2 separate regions of the Homo sapiens genome follow, and region 1 is linked to region 2. Evidence: read pairs that join two places in POLR2A ChIA-PET (ENCODE). Cell type or tissue: PC-9. All regions are shown on one strand. Links, peaks and the distances in the headings refer to the core of each region. The heading gives the core; the rest is flanking DNA. Region 1 overlaps URB1 (URB1 ribosome biogenesis factor). Region 2 overlaps PAXBP1-AS1 (PAXBP1 antisense RNA 1).

Evidence for each region. ChIA-PET counts read pairs that join two places held together with the same protein. Peaks named below come from ENCODE experiments on the same cell type or tissue, not always from the same donor. Only the 100,000 strongest peaks of a DNase experiment are listed, where the experiment ranks them.
Region 1: POLR2A ChIA-PET joins it to region 2 with 12 read pairs; 2 of 35 experiments call an interaction of 5 or more read pairs at or near these places.

What each region holds. Positions count from the first base shown.
Region 1 is chr21:32,355,811-32,358,731 of GRCh38, forward strand. URB1 (URB1 ribosome biogenesis factor) reads right to left here. Exons shown (of 39, transcript NM_014825.3): 15 at 1,727-1,846. Among named protein-coding and RNA genes, the nearest start is that of SNORA80A, 20 kb to the right of the region's middle. In PC-9, for the core only: no CTCF peak of the experiment used is centred there; no DNase peak of the experiment used is centred there.
Region 2 is chr21:32,731,093-32,734,013 of GRCh38, forward strand. It overlaps PAXBP1-AS1 (PAXBP1 antisense RNA 1), which reads left to right. Exons shown (of 4, transcript NR_038879.1): 2 at 2,497-2,565. It overlaps PAXBP1 (PAX3 and PAX7 binding protein 1), which reads right to left. Exons shown (of 18, transcript NM_016631.4): 18 at 2,807-2,921. Among named protein-coding and RNA genes, the nearest start is that of PAXBP1-AS1, 4.4 kb to the left of the region's middle. In PC-9, for the core only: no CTCF peak of the experiment used is centred there; a DNase peak (open chromatin) is centred at 1,709.

The sequences.
Region 1 (2,921 bases), core at 72-2,571, 380 kb before region 2:
AAGTTGGCCAGGCTGGTATCAAACTCCTAGCTTCAAGTGATCTGCCTACCTTGGCCTCCCAAAGTGTTGGGATTATAGGCATGAGCCACCACACCCAGCCTACAGGACCCACTTTCTGTCGGAGGTCAAGCAGTTTCATTGTGCTCCAGCACCACACGCCCAAGGAGCACGCAGGGGGTGAAAGTTTCATCCCATTTTTCTCTGAAAGTTAGTCTTTCAACATAACATCCCCAATTGTTGAGGGAAACAAGCAAATCATTCTATGCTCTCTCAAAGACAATATAATCTGGCCAGGCATAGGGGCTCATGCCTGTAATCTCAGCACTTCAGGAGACTGAGGTGTGAGAATTGCTTGAGCTCAGGAGCTTGAGATCAGCGGAGGCAACATAGTTGAGACTCTGCCTCTACAGCAAATAGTAATTAAAAAAGTAGCCGGGTTAGTGGTGGTGCGCACACATGTGGCCCTAGCTACTCAGGAGGCTTAGTTGGGAGGATCACTTGAGCCCAGAAGGTCAAGATGGCAGTGAACCGTGATTGTAGCAGTGCACAGCAGCGTGGATGACAGAGCGAGAGCCTGTCTCAAACAAACAAAAAAGACAATATGATCCCTTCTCTCAAGGCTACTCATCGTTTATCCTCATTTCCTAAATAAAAAGAAGGGAAAAAATTTGGCTGCTACTTAGGAGCCAAAGACCTCTGGATTTTCACAAAGACCCAGGTAAATGTGTAAAACTTGACCCCTCACAGCTACTCAACCCTTAGCCTGTATGAAATTCTCCAAGGTCACGAGCCAGTCACATCATATCACTTCAAATGCAGACCTCAAGACTCACTATTCCAACAGAAGAGAAACTGGTATGAGGCAGGACTTGAATGTGCAGAAGTGACGAAATGATTTCCCTAAATGGTCTGAAAGCAGAAACTCAGAGTCTAAGAGGCCTCACGGCACAGAGCCCTGCAACAGCATGCACCAAAGGAAAGCCTGACTGTGCCAATTTCACCTATTTGCAGTCAGTGATCACGAAATCTGGCTGGGGTCAGGTTCACAACTGCACTACCTGGAAGGAAATGGCAACCTATGGAGGTCAAGACTTAGACTGCCACATTCTTTAAGCAGCTCAAGAGAGAAGGCTGTAAGTGTAGCAAGGTTATCAGCATTTCAAATAAAAGTGAAAGGTCAAACCTCTGTACCCTAAACATAGTGCATCCCCCAAGCTGTTTGTTGCAGAGCAGAAATGAGGACTAGATGTCCTACTGCTATCATAAGACCTGACATAGCTCTGGAAACATGAGTATCAAGGACAAAACAAGATAAGGAAATAAATTCCTATTCTCTTCCACTGGCTTTGATGACCCATGTGCTGTGGGTGATGGATTCTGGCAAAAAGGCTGAAAGCCCTGGATAACGCCAGAGCCTGAGAAGGAGGAAAGAGGCACTGCCTAATAAACACCAAGAAGCCAAAATTTAGTATTGAGCCTACAACAAGCTAGAAATGACCTACCTAAAAAAAAAAAAAAAAAACATTTTTCCAATGCACCAGGCTGCCTCCCAGGAATGTAGCTAAGTGTAAGACACAATAAATTAAACTGCCATAAAACCTTCTATTTTAAAACTAAAAACAATTCCAATACCTCCTGAATTCAATAACTGTTAACTAAACACTTACCATAAGGAAGATCTATACAAAATGCTTTTCAGAGTTAGAAACTGGTAGAAAATGCTCACCTTCATGATCAGAAGTTTGGTCAATGACTTCAGTTGTAAATGGCTACTGGTCACAAACATTTTCATTAGTAAGTAAAATACTGATCGTTCACCTCCAATAATTTCTGCATCTGGGCCTTCCTAGAGTTTAAACAATATTACGTATTTTTAGTATATATAATTACATATATAATTTTAATATATAGTTATATATTAGAAACATACCATGGGGCCAGGCGTGGTGGCTTACACCTGTAATCTCAGCACTTTGGGAGGCCAAAGTGGGCAGATCACCTGAGGTCACGCGTTGGAGACGAGCCTGGCCAACATGGCGAAACCCTGTCTCTACTAAAAAATACAAAAATTAGCCAGTCATAGTGGTGCATGCCTATAGTCCCAGCTACTTGGGAGGCTGAGGCAGGAGAATCACTTGAACCCAGGAGGCAGATGTTGCAGTGAGTCCAGATGACGCCACTGCACTCCAGCCTGGGCAACAGAGTGAGACTTCATCTCCAAAAACAAAAAACAAAACATAACGTAGCAGGAGCCATCACTTGCTGAACACACAGTATGCTGCCAGGTCCTTACCTCATCTCATTTTAACCACAATTTGGCAGGAAGAGTAGCAAGAGTAAGCACAGGTAGCCCTGTTCCTGTGCTGGAGCCGTCCCAGGGGCCCAGCTTACACTGACTCACTGAATCCTCCCAACACCCCTGTGAGGTGGGTACAGCTGCTACCCTATTTTACATATATGGAAACTGAGGCACTGGGAAGGCACCTGGCTGTTTACTGGGAACCAAGGCAGATGCTGTGCTGTCTGGTGGATGGTGAGCAGGAGGGACCCCAGGCTGTCTGAGTCCATCAAATGATGTCCTTGTTACTTTCATCACGATGCCAGTGCTGATAGAACGGATTGCTTATGCATAATTTATCCTCCTCAAAAGGCTTTTGGGCTTTGAACAAGTCTTCAACAAGTACATGGAGCTCCAGATCCCCAATTCAAACTCTACTGAGCCTGTGTGTCTCACTACAGCCCTTGGCAATGAGGACAACCCTGAAAATGGTGAGGTGCTGGTTAGCTTAGGCAGAGCCAGCAGATATAAGCATAAGGTGGGGCGCAGGATATAAATTCACACCAGCTCTTTCAAATTATGAGGCCTCTGTTCACTTTCCAACTAAATTATCAAGATCCCATGAGCCTAGTTGAGCTGGAGT
Region 2 (2,921 bases), core at 306-2,805:
TGACTGAGAAAGAAATGGCTCGAACAGAAAACAGTGGTCTTGAAAGGCAACGCAACAGTAGGTTACAAATAGCATTAGCTTTTTCTTTAAAGAAATTCATTGTAACCAGTGAAGGATAAGATTTTAAATTAGAAAAATGGAAATCCTATGAATAAAAAACTAGTAAGCTTGAGAGCAGAATCACTGTGGAAAAAAAACAGATTGAAAAATAACTTGCAGGTATCATAGACAGGAAATTGCCACTAGAGAAAACAGGAAACTTGTGATAGATAAAAATGAAGTATTTTCATTTGGAACAAGAGACCAACTGAAGAGAGATCAAGTGAAGGGGGTTTATTTTAATGAAACACAAAGATTCTTGTGGAAATCAAAGTGCCGGAGCCAGAAACAGGGCTCAACCTTCAAGATTAGAGCTGTATTCAAGTTGTTCAAGTTGGCTCTCGGTCCCAAAGCAACAGCAATGTCACTAAGGTTACAAGTAAAAGGTAAGCTTTCATGATCAAAATGTTTTTGCAAAGTAGCTTAAAATGGTTTCTGCAGTGTTTTGTCAAAACTTTTCTCATACATTTTCCTAAAGATATTTAGCAAGAGCCTAAGAAGTCATGTGCTAGGGATTTTCATTGTACTGAATGATTGTATCCTTTAAGCCGCTGCTGGAGTTAGGACTGACAGGAACGCAGTACAAATTACTGGGGGCTAGAGTCCCAAAGCAGGCCAGGGACCAGTCTACATTGCATGTCGATACCAATCCCATATAACAATATTCAGCCTGTGTTTGGGCAGTCTGAGGCAGCTTTTAGCAGCTGTGAACCCAGTATCCATGGACAGTTTCATTTCTGGAGGGCAGTCTTCAAAACGTTTATGAAAGTACACCTCCCATTCAGATATGTTTTTTTCTTCCTACATGTAGTGCTAGTGTTTTTCTCATTTTCATTTACTTGAAACAACAGATCAAATGTTTTGTCATAATCAGTGAATGGCAAGACTCCCTTTATTACATGGGTATTACCATGTTAGAGATAAGAAGAGCTCTTGTAACCATTAACAACCACTACAATGTAGCAACTTACAGTTTCCTATTTTATATTGCAGCTCTGTAACATTTGACTACTTTTGTAAGAGTTTCATGATTTCAAGGATGATTATTAGCATTTTCAATTTTTTGGCCAATTCTGGGTGCTGGTAATGTTACCACTGCAGGCAACTATGGCTCTACTCAACTGAAGACCTCTTATAGGCAATGTGGACCATACCTGCTTTCCTGAGAGATCAGCAAATTGGGTTTGGTCATCAGGAAATTCTGTCTCTCAGATCTCATACTAGCAAGGAGACCCCTGGTTGTACCTGTCAGAGCTGCCAGTTGGCCCTGCTGAAACTTTAGAACTGCACCAATGTCTAAGACTTTCATCCTCCTTCCTTCACACAGGTGAGACCTGCCTGCCTCATTGTCTGACAGCTTTCCCAGCCTCCTCCAGGCTCCCCTCCGTTTTCTCTTATACGCATTCCCCCAATAAACTTCCTGTACATTTAATACCATCTCAGTGTCTGCTCCCAGGAGGACCCTAACTGACACACTGGGGCATTTAGCCTCCAATTCCTTTTCTCCCTTGGCTGAGATCTGTTCCAGGAAGTATCTCCAGGACACTCCAGCCTGTTGCACAGGCCAAAGAAAAGCCCTCAGGCAGAGGAGCAAATACTTGCAAGAGGACACCAGTGGCAAGAACAGGGACATGGTGAGACTTCGACATCATTGGCTACAGTAGTACTAGTCACTCTTGACTGTGGTTTATGTTGTTTCAATAAAGTAGCTTTCCTTCTCAAAAACATTTGTCACCTATTTTGGAGTTAATTCAGAGGATTGCTCCAAAAGAAAAAACTGAAAAGCAAAACCAGCTTTATTAAAATGTAACCCTCTGGATTTATCTTTTGATAATTCCTTTCATAAGAAATAATGTCCTTAAGCTATTTCAGGAATAAAAATGTTCTGCTTGGGATAGAAAAACCATTGTTTTATGTACCCTACATCAAATTCCTAGTGTGATGTTCAAACCCATTCCTGAAACCAATATAGCCTGACAGATTTCATAGGATAAAAACTCTATTTTAAGAGTTCTTAAAAGCAGAGTAATTAGTCTAATGGGTTTGGAAATAATATGCAGTTTAAGGCCTAAATGATCTGTATGTGATACAGATACATGTTTTATGTTTTATTCTACTTAAGATGAGGAATAGGTGTTCTGACTTTAATTCTACTTAGTAGGCCAGTAAGGTGTAATGAAAAATTCATCCAGAATGAATACTGATTTGGTTTGGTTCTGTGTCCCCACCCAAATCTCACCTTGAATTGTAATAATCCCCACATCAAGGGCGGGACCAGGTGGAGATAACTGAATCATGGGGGGTGGTTTCCGCCATGCTGTTCTCCTGAGTTCTCATGAAATCTCATGGCTTCATAAGGGACTTCCCCCTTCCCTCAGCACTCATTTCTCTCTGCAGCCACCCTGTGAAGACGTGCCTTTCGTCAAGATTGTAAGTTTCCTGAGGCCTTCCCACCCATGCGGAACTGTGAGTCAATTAAACCTCTTTATAAATTACCTAGTCTCAAGTATGTCCCTATAACAGCGTGAGAATGAACTAATACAAATATGTAGGGATAAGATAAAATTAACAGAGCAAATACAGTGCATGACACTGTTCTGCATATTATGTCCTGATCAAGGGTACACATGGGCCTGCTCACAGTCCCACTTTATTAGAGTCATTTGAAATGCTGCAAATTTAGTCGTCAGGAAAATACAACAAAGGATATATTTAAAAATTAATTTAATGCTTGGCTAAATCTTAATTACATATATAATTATCAAACGATAGTCCTTAATTTCCAAAAAAATTCCTCTTTTGAAAATCACAGAATCAGAAAG